Regions from separate parts of the Mus musculus genome. Here region 2 is linked to region 1. The links are chromatin contacts, found by Hi-C or POLR2A ChIA-PET in ENCODE. All regions are on one chromosome and are shown on one strand. Each heading gives the region's core, a stretch centred on a gene start or an enhancer-like site at or near the end of the contact. The rest is flanking DNA. Distances are from core to core; before and after follow the strand shown.

Evidence for each region. Hi-C counts contacts between places; a loop is a spot of excess contacts on that map. ChIA-PET counts read pairs that join two places held with the same protein, here RNA polymerase II (POLR2A).
Region 2: a map of T-helper 1 cell shows a loop between it and region 1 (4-fold over the local background). The contact joins the promoter of Lmna here to the enhancer-like site in region 1. A Hi-C loop is called at or near these places in 3 of 37 maps with a recorded cell type or tissue (T-helper 1 cell, T-helper 17 cell and gastrocnemius). POLR2A ChIA-PET finds 5 or more read pairs at or near these places in 2 of 5 experiments (both embryonic stem cell).

What each region holds. Positions count from the first base shown.
Region 1 is chr3:88,143,507-88,147,849 of GRCm38, forward strand. All of the region lies in intron 1 of Mef2d (myocyte enhancer factor 2D), which reads left to right. Among named protein-coding and RNA genes, the nearest start is that of Mef2d, 3.3 kb to the left of the region's middle. Within about 2 kb of position 2,610, at least 1 of the 3 ENCODE cell types and tissues checked has a DNase peak (open chromatin) inside an H3K27ac peak, as active enhancers do.
Region 2 is chr3:88,501,123-88,505,160 of GRCm38, forward strand. Lmna (lamin A) reads right to left here and starts at 2,230. Exons shown (of 12, transcript NM_001002011.3): 1 at 1,626-2,230. The coding sequence starts at 1,981.

The DNA.
Region 1 (4,343 bases), core at 1,360-3,859:
TCCGCCGAGGGGAGCATTGGCGAGTTACCTGACAGTGTTCTCAGACACCCAGCTTCTGGCCTCTGGCCACCGAGCCCCAGTGCTCAGCCTGGCTGTCCCAACTCCCATGGCCTTGCCTGTGAATGAATTTCCTTCCTGCGTCTTCCAGGATGGGGGTGGGGTGGGATGATTGTGGGAGTGGCTGAGAACCTTGTTATGTAGGGTGGTTGGGGAATTCTGGAGCTTCTGTAGAGCACTTTTCCCATATACCCCAGAAATGGACACTGAGGCTTTGGGATTTCAGTGGTCATGTTCTTTGTTTGTGACTGCTGTGCCCTTCATACATAGACCCTGTGTGTGACTGCTGCGTGTACTTTTAGGGAGTCAGGAGCTTTCATTCATTCCCATACTTACCAAAGTGGTAGAGCATTTTACTTAAGGTCACACTTCAGCTTTTGTATCAGACTTATGTCTTCCCTCTTTCTGCCATATATTTCATGTAGGGAGAGACTCTAAAGATTAAGAATAAAGACACAACAAGCCTTGCTCATGCAGGCGTGAGCCTAGAGAAGAAACAGGACCCAGACAGAAAGTATGGGAAGCCTCGTGTTGGGGGATGGGCACAGGGCTTGTGCTGCCTCTGCTAAGCCCAGTGGCTGGAACAGGGTGTGGGGGACTTGGACAGGAGGCAGGTGCAGGTTGCCCATCCCCCTCTGTGTGGTGATATGGGGCTGGAGGGCCCCAGCTCTCTGCTCTGGCTCTCTAGCTTCTAGTGCACCTCCTAGGCTGGGCGATGTGACAGGCTGGCTGGCTGCCGTTATATAATCTCTCTCCAGCAGGTTTTTTTCTTTCTTCTCCTGGTCTTCCTTGGTGGTGTGTTGAAAGGTAGAGGCAGTCTCTCCAGGTTGGGAGCTGGACCGGGGGATGGGTTTAAGTTCACTGAGGCCCTGCTCTGACCCTGCTCTGGAAAGGGGCCTATGCTGCAGCATCCTTGGCCCTTATGTCCTTGGCCTGGAGGTCTGTCCATCTTCCTAGCTTTATCTTCTGTGCCAACTGAGTTTCCTGTTCTCCATGGTTTTTCTGGCCTAGCACAGGTCCACACTAGAGTTGAGTTGGTAGGCTGGCTTTTTTCTTTGTTGCCTCCACTTCTCTGTCCCCTACCTAGACAATTGTGTGGCCTACAGAAGAGCTGCAGACAAGGGGGACACTATGAGTCACAAGTACAGTTGGTGTTGTCCAGGTTCCCTAATGGGGCTGATGATCTGAGGCAGGCCCAAAGCCATCGGCCAGGGTCAGATCTAGGGCTGTGGATCTGTGGTGGTGGGCTCTCCCCAAACCTTGAGACCTTGGCCAGGACACCTGGCCTGAGAAAATTATCTCCCTTTACAGGGAAGTGGGAAGGAGGAATGGTCGCATGCCGCACAGCCTCCGCATCGCTGTAATCACTGGTGGCTTTTATGGGGCCAGAGTCCAGCTAACCCTCTCTGTCCTCCTGTCCTAGTTTGGTGACTTACTCATTGGGGAGGGGGTGGCATTAGCTGCTAGAAGCTGTGCTATATAAGCAGACATCTGGCTGTGTGGTGGCTGACATTGTCTACACAGTTAAGAGAAGGCTGGATGGAGCCTGGATATCAGAACTTCCATTGAAACCAGGTTAGGGAAAAGATAGCTTTTAACTTGGCCAGGAAAAAGAGGGGAATCTCAGGCATTCTCCAGTGACTCTGCTAAAAAGGCTGTTGACCTTTGGCCTAGTGGGCCGGTGCTATTTGGCTCCTGGAATATTTTCTCATCTCTCCCTGCCTAGGACAAAACATATTCTGAGGAGTTGTCCTGGAGCTGTGAGAAGACTGACCTCTGAGCCCCCTCCCCAGAAATCCTGCTGAGGGGCTCCTGTGGGCTCCTGTGGGCTCAGCTGCACATGGCAGTCTGCAGCAGGTCATGGAACACATACGGGAAGGTGTGCAGTGCACCCTTGGGGTGCGACACCCACAGAGCAGCTGTTGCACTGTGGGGGGTGGGGTGGGGGCAGTGGTGGTAAAGATGATTAAAGGATTGGAGAGTGGGGGGTGGTGAGGGACTGGAGGCAGGAAGGCGAAAGGCTCACAGAACCCAGAGAGCCTGGGCTGGAAGCAGGGGCTGAGGTCAGAGCACAGATGGGCAGGCAGGGCCTGTCTGTGGAGAGCATGCTTTGTGAGTCAGGGAGCACTGGCCGACTTCCACCCTCCCTTGCTGCTCTGTTCCCTGGCTTGCCACTGCCCCCCACCCTGGTCTGAGTCCTTGGGTAAGTTGCCCCTTCTCCCACCTCAGCCTCAGTTTTCCAGGTGTGCAGGAGCTCCCTTTTGGTGGCATAGGCATCTGTGTTTGATGGTCCTTGCTGTTGTCTGGCTCCAGCTTCCATGAGGGAAGCTACTCCACTGCATTTTGGGGCAAATCCTAGGTTTAGGATTTCAAAGCATTCACATCTACCTTTGCTTTGTCCAGGCCAAGGCCACATGCCACCCCTATTCCGATTGCCAGTGGACAGAGTTGCAGTCCTGCTAGTATGGCATGGATTGAGGCAGCTGACTGTGGCTGACAGCCCCTTCTGAGTGGGATACTGAAGGGAGTGACCTGCCCCAAGCTCTGGCCTGTGGCAAACCACACCCAGGCGGGACCATATTTACTCATTTAAACTTACCCTCCCGGGAGGCCCTGAGCTTTAGGCTTGGTCACTGACCTTGGCTTGGTGCCCCTGGGTGTTCTGGGGCCACTCCCCTAGCATTGGGCAGACAACATGCCACAGGGAAGGCGTGTCCTGCCTGTCCCTAACTCGCCCCTCTAGCATCACCCATGCACAACCCAGTTTAAAACAGGGTGCATGGTTCAGACACAAAAATGAGGACTTTTGGGATCCCCAGATCTGGGGGGGGGTACCATTTGTTATCTCTGTGAAGATCCTAGGCTGGGTAGGGTTCTGTCTGCTACAGGTCTTTGGTATTGGGGAAACTGAGGCTGAAAGGCGAAGGAGTTATGTAATGAAAAGTCTATTGTGAGGCGTTGAGGGCTCTTGTCAAAAAGAGATCTGATGCCAGGAGGTGGTGATGCACGGTTTCAATCCCAGTCTTGAGGGGCAGAGGAAGGTGGATCTCTGAGTTTGAAGCCAGCCTTGTCTACAGAGAGAGTTCCAGGACAGCCAGGGCTACACAGAGAGAAAGAGAGAGAGGGAGAGGGAGAGTGAGAGGGAGGGAGGCAGGCAGGCAGGCAGGCAGAAAGAGAGGAAAGAAAGAAGGCATCTGAAGGAGCAGGAAGTCTAGGCTGGTACAGCACTCAGAGGTCGTGTGTGTCTCTCTCTGTGTGTGTGTGTGTGTGTGTGTGTGAGAGAGAGAGAGAGAGAGAGAGAGAGAGAGAGAGTTAGTTAGTTTGAGGGTGCATTGTTCTGACTCCTGAGACAGTAATTCCTTCAAGAGGCCCCAAAGCAAAGCCCTGGAGCAGGAGTCAGCGACACACAGAGGCCCCCAGACCAGCTGCTGGGGGCAGACAGGAAGGGGACTGAAGGTCTGAAGGGAGCAGGGAGGGTGGGGGGAGGACAGCCTTATCTCCCTCCAGCCTCTGCCTTTTCTAGAGAAGATGGGTTCAGTGAGAGTGTCACAGGTGCACCTTCCATCAGGATCTTTAGCCAAACCTAAGGTGTGGGGATAAAGAGTGGAAGGGGCTTGGAAGGGACCACCAGACCCTGGGATGACATGGCCGTCTCCTGTCCTTAAAACTTGCCCTGCAGACATCCTAGGTCCTAGGTCCTTTGCTATTCCTAGTGCTATCTTCCTCCCCCAGACTGGGGTTGAAGGCTGGATGAATAAAGACTAGACAAGAGGTTCAACAGGGTGGAGGTGGGGGCAGGTGGCAAGGGGAATAGACCTCTTTTCTGGGTTCTTCCTGTTCCAGTAGATGGAATGTGAAGTAGGGGCTCTGAGCAAGGGAGTTAGAGGGCTGACCTTGGTCCTACCTGCCTTCCTTCTCTGTCTTGTACTGTAGGCGAGGGTGATGCATCTTGAAGAGGGTGCTTCTTGCTCTGTCTCTCCCCTTGACATCTGGACCCCTTTCTTTTTGCCCCCACACCTGCCTGCCTGTTGGCAAACTCTTCTTGTATGGTCCCCATGGCAAGCCTTTGGCTAGGCGTGGGGTGGGGAACAGGTGTCCTGGCCCAGCTGTTCCTACTCTTCTCCTCCACCTGTCAGCCTGCAGTTGGGGGTGGGGAGCTAAGGCTAAAGGAAATCTTCACCTGTTCCCAGGGGTGGGCCTTGCTTGTAAAAGCCCCTGAGAGCTTCCCCTCAGAGGAAGGCCAATGCACAGACAACAGTCATTGCTGACAAAGTCAGAGGGTCCCT
Region 2 (4,038 bases), core at 980-3,479, 360 kb after region 1:
ATCACCCAGCCCCTACCCAACGTGTGTACACACCACCTGGTGTCCCAGGCTGGACAGCTGCACTGGGGGCAGGAGACTGGCATGGCTAGATGAACAAGAAGCTATAGATTCCACTGTCCCTGTCCCCACATCTACTATACAAGTTCTACACCAGGATCTGCAAGAGCTTTGGTGGCTGACTTAACTAGTTTAGATCACTAACTAGTTAACTCACTGGGACTCCTCTAACTTGCCTCATGTATTTCTTGATAAGGTGTTCATATCCCTAGTGGATGGATGAAAAGGCAGCTAATTCCTGTTAGCAGAAAGAAAAGCTGGACCCATCTGTGCACATGACCTCTGCTCACACTTGAGGCAATGGGCTTGCCATACTCACCACCTAGGGCTGGAATCTGGTAAGGAATAGAATGACCAACCACAGATACACAGTGGGTTTTGTCAGAAGATAATGCAAAAAGGAAAAAGAGGAAGAGAAGTCAAAGCTACCAGCCCCTTAGGTATCAGTGCGCACGTCCAATGTCCAAAGCTCTTTGTCTTGGGTCTACAACATAGAAGAAAAGACCACAGACACAGAGCGAAATGGAAGTACAGGGAGCAAGAGCCCAAACTTCCAGGCTTTGGAAAGCCTTTTTAGAAAGTAGGTGGAGCCAAGTAGGGTGGGGTAGGGTGGGGTAGGGATGGGTGCAATGGGAGTGGCCTGAGGCTCCCTAACGGCTGGATTTCAAAAATGTCATTGTATTCCAGAGGTTTAGTAAGATCAAGACATCAACAGTTCAGAGGATGGGCCAGAGTAAAGTCTGGCTTGACTAGAAAAATGAAAGTGGCTCGCTGGCTGAGCAAGGAAAGGACAGAGCTTCCAAAACCCTTAAGTCACCAAACAGAGAGGGCCCAGACTGGGGTGTCCCCGACTCAGGCATAACAGAATTTCCAGAGCCATTAGCTTCTGTGCCCGGTCTCCCTCCCCACCCTCCCTTGCATTCCTCGACCAGGGAGGCCAAGGGCTGTGGGAGCTGCGGGGGAGCAGATCTCCTGGTGTGCTTCTGGTGGGCCTGAGAGTCTAGGAAAAGCTCCAGACATTCTCAGCTCCTAGAAAGAACCAGGAGAAGGCCGTGCTTACACAGCCATGGGAGAAAGGGGCTATGCAGCCTTGGTAACTCCATTACAGTACCACTGGACAAATGTCAGTGTGGGCGCTATGTCTTAGTGGACATCATGTGTTCAGAGCCACGTTGGGCAAGATTGGCAAAGTGCCAAACCTACCAAGAAAGTTCTAATAAAACCCTTTCACCCATTCTGATGTGTCCCGGGCGGCGTTCGGGAGTTCCAAGACCTGGTAGAGCCTGTTCTACCTTCCTCAAGCCCATCCCCCAAGCTCCAAATGACTGAAAAATCCCACCTTGACAGCATAGGCCCTGTCACCAACGCTACTTGGTCTCAATGCCCCCACCACTCTTTATATCCCCCACCCTCTCACAGAGACCCCCTCCCTTCTATGTCCTATCATGTCTATTACCCTTGGCACTGCCAGTCACCCGCGGGAGGCAGTTCCGGGGAGGGAGGGGACTAGATGGCCAGTTACAGGCGACTGCTGCCTCCCTGGTGCCGGCCGGCCGGGCCTCACTCACCGAGCCTTCAGCTCCTTGAACTCCTCACGCACTTTGCTCAGCTCTAGCTGGAGGCGGGCGCGCTCCTTGGCCACAGAATCAAGGGTCTTGCGGGCATCCCCCAGCTCGGCCTCGTAGGCCGCCTTGATGCCGGACACCTCTCGGCTGACCACCTCTTCAGACTCAGTGATGCGAAGGCGCAGCCCCGCGTTCTCGGTCTCCAGGGAACGCACGCGATCGATGTACACGGCCAGGCGGTCATTGAGCTCCTGCAGGTCCTCCTTCTCCTGCAGCCGGGTGATCCGAGTGGGCGACAGTGGGGTAGAGCTGGCCTGCGCCCCACTGCGGGTGGCGCGCCGCTGTGACGGGGTCTCCATGGCCGGCAGGGTGACAGTGCTGCCCGCTGGGCAGGGGTCCCGAGAAGGGCGCGGGACTTGGACAGAAGGACAGAGGCTGCTCAGGGGGACAGCGAGCCGGCGAAGCTCGCTCCTGGCAGGCGTGGAGATCTGGGCTGGGCGCTGGCGCACCTCGGGATCTGGGTTGGCTGGTGTTGAGGCTGAGGCAGCGTTCCCGCGAACACTGAGTCACTGACAGCCAGGCAGAGGCTCTAATAGGCCCTCCTCTACAGGGGGTGGATCCACTGCTCTTAAAGGAGCCATCCTGTACCCAAAGGGGCGGGGGCAGGTATGGTGAGGAGGAGCCAGCATGCCAACCCTCACTCTGCAGAACACCCCTTTCTGGCCTGGGGCTTCACAATGTTGGTTCCTGCCTACTCAACTCTAAGCTTGCCTTTGGCCTTCTGGAGTAAAGAGCAGAGCCAAAGAATTTGAGTGGGTGGGCAAAGGGTAGTGGTGAGGGACCAGGGGAAGTAGGTGCAAAGTGAGGGAGAGGATCAGGCATCCCCAGAGAGCCAAGGAAGTTGGGGGGAGGGCTGAAGCTGCTGCCCATCAGTGACTCACCCCACTTCCACCACTGGCTCCCCTTTCCTCAGTAGTAATAGTGAGTCACCTCTCCCCCGCGCACAGAAGCGGCCAATCCAGGAGAGTGGAATGGCAAAGGAATGGCTGTGTTTTTAGGTAACTGAGGGATTACTTTATGCCCTCAAATTTGGGGGCAAAGATCAAGGACCTCGGGAAAAAACAAAAAACAAAACCCAAACCTATGCACTTCCCTTATATTTTTGGCTTTAAAACCAAACATTGGGTTTTAGATCTAAGAAATAAGCCTCAGTCCCCAAGAGAAGGCCAAGAATAGAAGCCAGAAGTTGGCCCCGCCCACTCCCCCCTCCCCTTTCATTTGGACCTAGACAGCTGGAAAAAGGGGCTGCTGAAATCCCTCGTTTCAGCCCCTTTCTTCAGCTCACTCCACCCAACCAAATCCAAGACTGTACTTATTTTTTTCCAGGACTGTACTTATTTTAATGGATAATTTAAAACAGATACCAGAGCTGTGCTGTGCGTGCATTCAGCACATGGCCAGGACACCAGGTTCCAGATTTTTGTGGCTTCGAGAAGGGCCTGAAAAGAGGAACGGGGTCAGAGGGTTGTTAATGCAGGGTCTCCATCCTGGTTCCATCTTAAACGGTGTGAGCAAGAACAGCAAAGCTACCCCCTCCTCAGCCACTGCATGCCTGTCTAGCCAGTTCTGGGTGGGCCCTGACTAGATGATCTCCCAATACAGTAACCTGGTCCCCTGGTTCCATGTCCCGGGGTCTCCAGCCTCCATCAAAGACTCCCGATCAGCTGTCTAATCCTCTCCTGTAACCCTAGCCTAAGCCTTACTGGCCCTGGCATCCCCTTCTGCCATGTTCCTTCCCCTTTTGCCATGTGCTTTCCCCTGTCCATTGCTGATTAGCTTGCAGTTCCTGCAGGTCCAGGCAGTGGGCTTGAGTTGGGACTCTTAAGAGATTTTGTTGTTGCTGCTGCTTTTTTTGTTTTTTTTTGTTTTTTTTTTTGTTGTTGTTGTTGGTGGTGGGGGGGGGGTTTGTTTTTTTGTTTTTTTGTTTTTTTCTTTTTTTGGTTTTTCGAGGCAGGGTTTCTCTGTATAGCTCTGGCTGTCCTGGAACTCACATTGTAGACCAGGCTGGCCTTGAACTCAGAAATCCACCTGCCTCTGCCTCCCGAGTGCTGGGATTAAAGGCGTGCGCCTGGCGCTTTGTTTTTTCAAGACAGAGTTTCTCTATGAACTTCTGGCTGTCCTAGAACTCATTTTGTACACCAGGCCAGCCTCGAACTCAAAGATCTGCCTGCCTCTGCCCCCAGAGTGCTGGAATCAAAGGCACGTGCCACTGCCACTGCGCTGGGTTCTGGGAGAGTTCTTATTTCTGTGAGGGTGACTCCAGTGTGGTGAGGACCCAGGATGCATCTAGGGGAGGGAACCTAGGACATGGCTTCCTTTCCCTGTAGTCCCTCGGGCTGTGTGGTTGCCATTCAAC